Regions from separate parts of the Homo sapiens genome. Here region 2 is linked to region 1. A link is a contact called in ENCODE Hi-C or POLR2A ChIA-PET data. All regions are on one chromosome and are shown on one strand. The core of a region is the stretch at or near the end of the contact, and the rest is flanking DNA. Distances in the headings are between cores, read along the strand shown. Region 1 has its middle 130 kb from the start of CYP26A1. Region 2 overlaps MYOF (myoferlin).

Region 1 (2,839 bases), core at 217-2,716:
TAGTCTTTTCAGTTTTTTTTTTTCCTTTGGTCTCTTTGGTTTTCTAATTTTGTTTATGCTTTGGTTTTTGTGGTTTTGTTTTGTTTTTGTATTATTACCAGTTGGTATCTATATTATAATCTCAATGAACATGAACATAGTTAACATGTTTTAGTCTATTGTAGAGGAAATTATTAATCCTGTATTTGGTTAAGCATTAATAGTTTTGGTTTTTAAATTTTGTTTATAATTATTAATTTTATTGTATTGTGATCAGAGAGTATTCTCTTTGTTCTTTGAAATTTAATGAGGTTTTCCTTATGGCCCAAAGTGTAGTCATTTGAGAAGGTGTTTTTGCCACTATCGGGGTCCAGGTTTCTACATACATCTATAAGATCTACCTTATTGGTTACGTTTGTATCTCCTGCATCCTTATTGTCCACTTGATCTCTCTTGGATCGACAGACATGGATTAAAATCACCAATTATTTGGGTTTCCATTTCCCCTGCATCTTTAGTTGTTAGGTGCTTCAATGTTAATAACTTAGATATCTTCAATGTGAATTGTTACCTTTAGTATTTTAAAGTCTCCTTCTTGCCTTCTTTAGTGCTTTTTGGTTTAAATTCCATCTTGTCAGATATCAAAATTGTAACTGCTTTTAAGTTTTAATTTGCATTTGTTTTAATATCTTTTTCTTTCTTTTTTTTTTAACCTTTCAGGACCTTTTGTTTTAGGTGTTCCTCTTGTGTAGAGCAGTGTTAAATTTTGCTATATTAGCCAATGTGGAAGTCTCTTTTTTAGTAAGTAAATTAAGCCTATTTACATTTATTGATATTATTGATACGTTTGACCTTGCTCTATCATCTTATTTTATCTTATTACTCACTTCGAATATACTTTTTTATCCTTGAAACTTTTCTTCCAGCCTGTAAGCCCTGCACTGGGCAAAGTTCCATGTAACTCGCTTTTCTTTCCACCATCCTTCATGCTGTTTTTGATGCTGTTTTCTAGTTCACACCGATCATATATCCATCTTGTGATCCTAAAGCTTGGAAACCTCAGCCTGTTAAAACACTTAGAGTCAAAGCATTAGTCTGTGGCAGTGTGTTCCATCACGCATGAAGGAGTTGTTTAGAGAGACTCACCCAGGCTCGCTTGACATAGGAATGAACCCGGAGTTTGGAAATTAAAAGACAAAGGGTGTTAGGAGAGGAGAGAAATGCTTCTGGGAGCGTTTCCCCTTACTTAATGAATTACTAGGAGATTTGTGGCTACACAGCCCGTCCGGGTAAGTCTTTCAGCATGTGGACCCAGGAGTGTCATGGGCTTGCTCCACTATATCCTCGCTGCCCTTTCCGTGAACTGAGACACTTCCTGTCACCAGTTTATTTTCACTTCTCTCCTGGCAGCTGGCCACTGCAATCGGCATGCATTTGAAATCATTTGCTACTTACTTGAGAATTCACACTAGGGAGAAAGGGAAGAAAATAACCATTCCTGGGGACACCACAAAAGTCAACATTGACGAAAACTCATTTCCACTTTTTTTTTTCTTTTTTTTTGCTACCCAAATGACTGTGGATTAAGAGACCCAGAGAATGCCAAATAAACTGTAGGATAAGGAAAGAAAAGTTCAAGTCAGTTGCAGGGGTGCCTTAATGAAGCTGCAATCCCTTTGCTAGCCTCGTGCAAGCCAGTCGGCTCCGCGGTCTATCACCCTCCCTCTTGGTGTTCAGCGCCAGACTCATCCGCTCCAGGCAGAAGTTGCACATGTCGGGATTTTCTTGGGATTTTTCTGAAGAGCTTTGATTTGGTCTCAGATGTGTGGGTTTTGTTGTTTGTAAACTAGAAACATAGGAAGTTGAAACTGAGAGGAAACCTCAGAGGAAGGCAGTATCACAGCAAGAGCTTTGGTTTAAATAGTCTCGGATTCAAATCATAGCTCTGACACTGTGTGACCTCTCTGAGCCTCAGTTTCCCCATCCAAAGGATGAAAAATTTAACACAGGGTTTTTGCAAGTCTTAAATGAGTTAAGTCAGTGATCCTCAGGTCAGCAGCATCAGTATCACCTGGGAACTTGTTAGAGATGCAAATTATCAGGCCTCACCCCAGGCCCACTGAATCAGAAGCTCAAAAGGTGGGCTTTGCAACCTGTGGCTGAAAAAGCTCTCCAGGTGATTCTAATGCGTTTGATAACCACTGGTGTAACTAAAGTGTCTAGCACAGAGTTGGCAACATAGTAAGTCTTAGATAAATGGTAGCTCTTTGCATTGTCATTATTTAGAGCTCAGCTCAATCCTGTGTTTATGGCTGGATCAACAGGGGCCCAGGGAGGTAGCAGTTTGCTCAAGATCACAGTGAATTAGTTGAATTAGTGGCACAGCTGGGATTGAACCCATATCTCCTGGTTCCTTCCTGTCTCTTTCTCGCCCTCTTAAAAAAATTTACAATGATGAGCCAATGTGTCTTCTTCACAGTAAGTTTGGGAAATAGGGAAAACAGGTCAAATAAAACTAAAACTTACCTACAACCCTAACCTTCCCCTCCCAAGAGACAGCCATAGTTGACTTCTGTATGTTTTCTTCTGTATTTTTAATGCACATAGATATAGGTATACAATGTAATAGTTATATATTATACATGTATATCATACGTATTGTCATTCATATAATACATATAAGGGTGTGTGTGTGTGTTTAGTAACACAAAATTGGGATCACACTGAGTAAATTGATTTAAAAGTCAAATACTACTAGGTTTATAATTTTTAAAATAACTCCATCTCTCCCCACTCCCAATTCTTGTTCCCAGAGGTAACTACTTACTGTCTTTTCAACTATTTCTTATATTTTACTCCA
Region 2 (2,905 bases), core at 132-2,631, 160 kb before region 1:
AAAAATAAACAGTAGAAGGTGGTAAAGATGGTTCCCCTGGAGTCTGGGGGACACTGTAGCCTGTTTGCTAAATGTTGCCAGTAACATTAGAACCAGCATTCCCTCTTCTTGCCATCTTATGACAGCAGCCTTGAGTTGGGAGGGAAAAACCTTGTGAAGTTGAATTTTAAGGCCTCCAACTAGAGTTTGGTCTCTCTGTTGTTCATTTCCTGTAATTGCATAGGCATTAGGGAGGGAGGAGGGAAGAGAAAATACTGCTCTCTTAAGACCCAAACGTGCTTGCTTGCATGTGATTGCTTTCAATTCAGGCAGCTTGCTCTGGGTGGAGTTGGGGGAAATTGGTGAGGGAAAGGAAAATGGGGTTTGAATTGGCTGGAAGGAAGGAAGGTTAGTGAGGACAGGGAAAGGGTAGGGAAATTGTGATAGAAAAAGCAGAAGGTCAAAGCATGTCAGGGCTGGATGGAATCCTACAGGCAGCAGCCAGGGCTTTTATTCTCCTTCTTTGAGGCCCAGAGACGTGATGCCCAATTCATATAAGTGATTGGGACTGTTTGTTTTTTTGATTCCTTTCCTGTGCTGGATTCTAGGGGAGAATACAGCAGAGAAAAGATGCAGAAACAATAAAGGGAAAAAAAACCCTCATTTGAGTAGGTACCTGGCAGAAGACTTGAGTCAAAGTTGGAGCCTCTGTAACTTTCCTCTGCGGGTTGTCCAAAGAATTCCAAATCCAAGAGGAAAATTAACATGGCAGAGAGTCAGTATGGATTTCCCAAATGCCCAAATGGAGTTTGGAGTCTGAAATGACCTGGTTTGGCTGTCTACCTAGGAACTCTCCAGAAAACTTAAACTCCTCCCTTCAGTTTGTGTTATGTAGACCAAGCAAGCCACATGTGGCTTCATGAGACCGTCTACACTCTGTTTTAAAAAATAGTGGGGACAGCTCCCTTTTCTTTTGAACTGTTAGCCAAGAGTTTCATTGAGATAAAGCTGAGCAGCCCGGAACTGAAACAGAAACATGGAAGGCGTTGTCTGTGGTCTCTGTAAGAAGCTGCCCACAATACTGTTTTCCCAGACCCCATCCTCATTACTGAGAAGGAGCAACCTTGTTAATTTGAGGAGTTCTTTATGATTTAGGTCACATTGTTCCAGCAGGCTCTTTCTTCAAAGGAATGTCAAAAGCGATTAGTACAAAGAGGAATTTGGAGTCAGAACCAACAGGGGTAAAGCGAGGAGGGAAGTGGTGCCACTCCCAGGGTGTAGATGCTTCCTGAGTGTTGGCAATCGCCGAGGCTGCCGGTTACCCGGTCTCCTTGGGTAACTTGAGCCCTCCCCGCCCCACAGCTTGCTGACTGAGGCAGATGCAGGTCACACGGAGTTCACTGATGAAGTCTATCAGAACGAGAGCCGCTACCCCGGGGGCGACTGGAAGCCGGCCGAGGACACCTACACGGATGCGGTGAGTGGCCTGCTCCGGAGAGAAACTCTCACCTGTCACCTCTGATCGTGATCTGCGGGGAACCCAGCAGCCACCTGGCTTGGGCTTTAACCTCTCCTCCGCTCCATCTTATGTTCTGAAGAGTCTTCCACTTATAGCTTAAGCCACACAAGTGCCACAATAAGTATTTTCTTTAGAATAGAAATGAGGCCTATTTAACTCGATGTTGGAACATGGTATAGTTTGGATTGTGCAAATTTTTTAGGTAAATTTTTATTATTATCTAATTAGGGTTCTGTTGTTGTTTGAGGGTTTTTTGAGATAGGCTCTTTCTGTTTCCCAGGCTGGAACGCAGTGGTGCGATCATAGCTCACTCTAACCTCAAATTCCTGGGCTCAAGCAGTCCTCCTGCCTCAGCCTCCCCAGTAGCTGGGACTACAGGCACATGCCACCATGCTGGACTAATTTTTTATTTTTTTGTAGAGATGGGTTCTTATTATGTTGCCCATGCGGGTCTTGAACTCCTGGCTTCAAGCAATCCTCCAGCCTCAGCTTCCCAAAGTGCTGGGATTATAGGCATGAGACACCAAGCTCAGCCTAGTTTTTAATAGTATAACAAATGAAATGTTTCTGTCTTTAAAAAATCCAAGCAGCATTAAAGGAAATCAAAAGTAATTATTCTCCCCAATCCATATTCCACTCCCCAAAGATAACCATTGATGTCTGTTTTCTGTTCATAAACAAGGATATAACTTCCTTTTTCCCTGCCTAAATAGAATTGTGTTGCACACACAGTTTCATAGCTTGTATTTTTCACTTAACAATATATCTTGGACATTTTTTATGTCAATGCATATAGATCTATGAGCTTTTAAAAAATGGTTGCAGAATGTTTTATTATATGTACCTACTATAATTCATTTAATCCCCTCTTTCTGGGCATTTAGGTGCTTTTGGTTTTGAGTCGTTGGTTTTTATAAGCAATGTAACAGTGAACATCCTTAAACATACATTTTTGTATGTTTATGAACGTTTATCTGTAGGGAAGATCCTTGCATTTGGTTGGTCTAGGTTTAAATGCATATAAAATTTTGATAAAATTTTATAACCTTCAAAAAGGTTTTATAAATTCATATTTTCAACAAAATTACAAGAAGCCCATTTGCCTAAATATTCATCATCCCGCTTTATAATCTTTGCCACATGAATAAGTGGTATCCTGTTATTTCAATTTTCACTCTCTTAATTTAAAGTAAAGCTGAGTATTTTTTCATGTTTATGGGCCGCCTTTATTTCCTTTACTTAGGAACTTTCTTTTCATAACTCTCTTCATTTTTATGCAAACTTAAGTCAATATTTTAGATAAATTTTGCTAATTGTATATAATTAACATTATGAACCTCCAGTAGCATTTCCCCATACTCAAAAACATGTGTCTGCCGGGTGTGGTGGGTCACACCTGTAATCCCA

Evidence for each region. Hi-C counts contacts between places; a loop is a spot of excess contacts on that map. ChIA-PET counts read pairs that join two places held with the same protein, here RNA polymerase II (POLR2A).
Region 2: a loop to region 1 is called in a map of posterior vena cava, with 9 times the contacts of the local background. The contact joins two enhancer-like sites. A Hi-C loop is called at or near these places in 1 of 168 maps with a recorded cell type or tissue (posterior vena cava). POLR2A ChIA-PET finds 5 or more read pairs at or near these places in 1 of 52 experiments (common myeloid progenitor, CD34-positive).

Annotation. Positions count from the first base shown.
Region 1 is chr10:93,197,843-93,200,681 of GRCh38, reverse strand. No RefSeq gene overlaps it. Among named protein-coding and RNA genes, the nearest start is that of CYP26A1, 130 kb to the right of the region's middle. Within about 2 kb of position 1,466, at least 14 of the 41 ENCODE cell types and tissues checked have a DNase peak (open chromatin) inside an H3K27ac peak, as active enhancers do.
Region 2 is chr10:93,362,512-93,365,416 of GRCh38, reverse strand. MYOF (myoferlin) reads left to right here. Exons shown (of 54, transcript NM_013451.4): 27 at 1,342-1,456. Among named protein-coding and RNA genes, the nearest start is that of MYOF, 120 kb to the left of the region's middle. Within about 2 kb of position 1,381, at least 6 of the 41 ENCODE cell types and tissues checked have a DNase peak (open chromatin) inside an H3K27ac peak, as active enhancers do.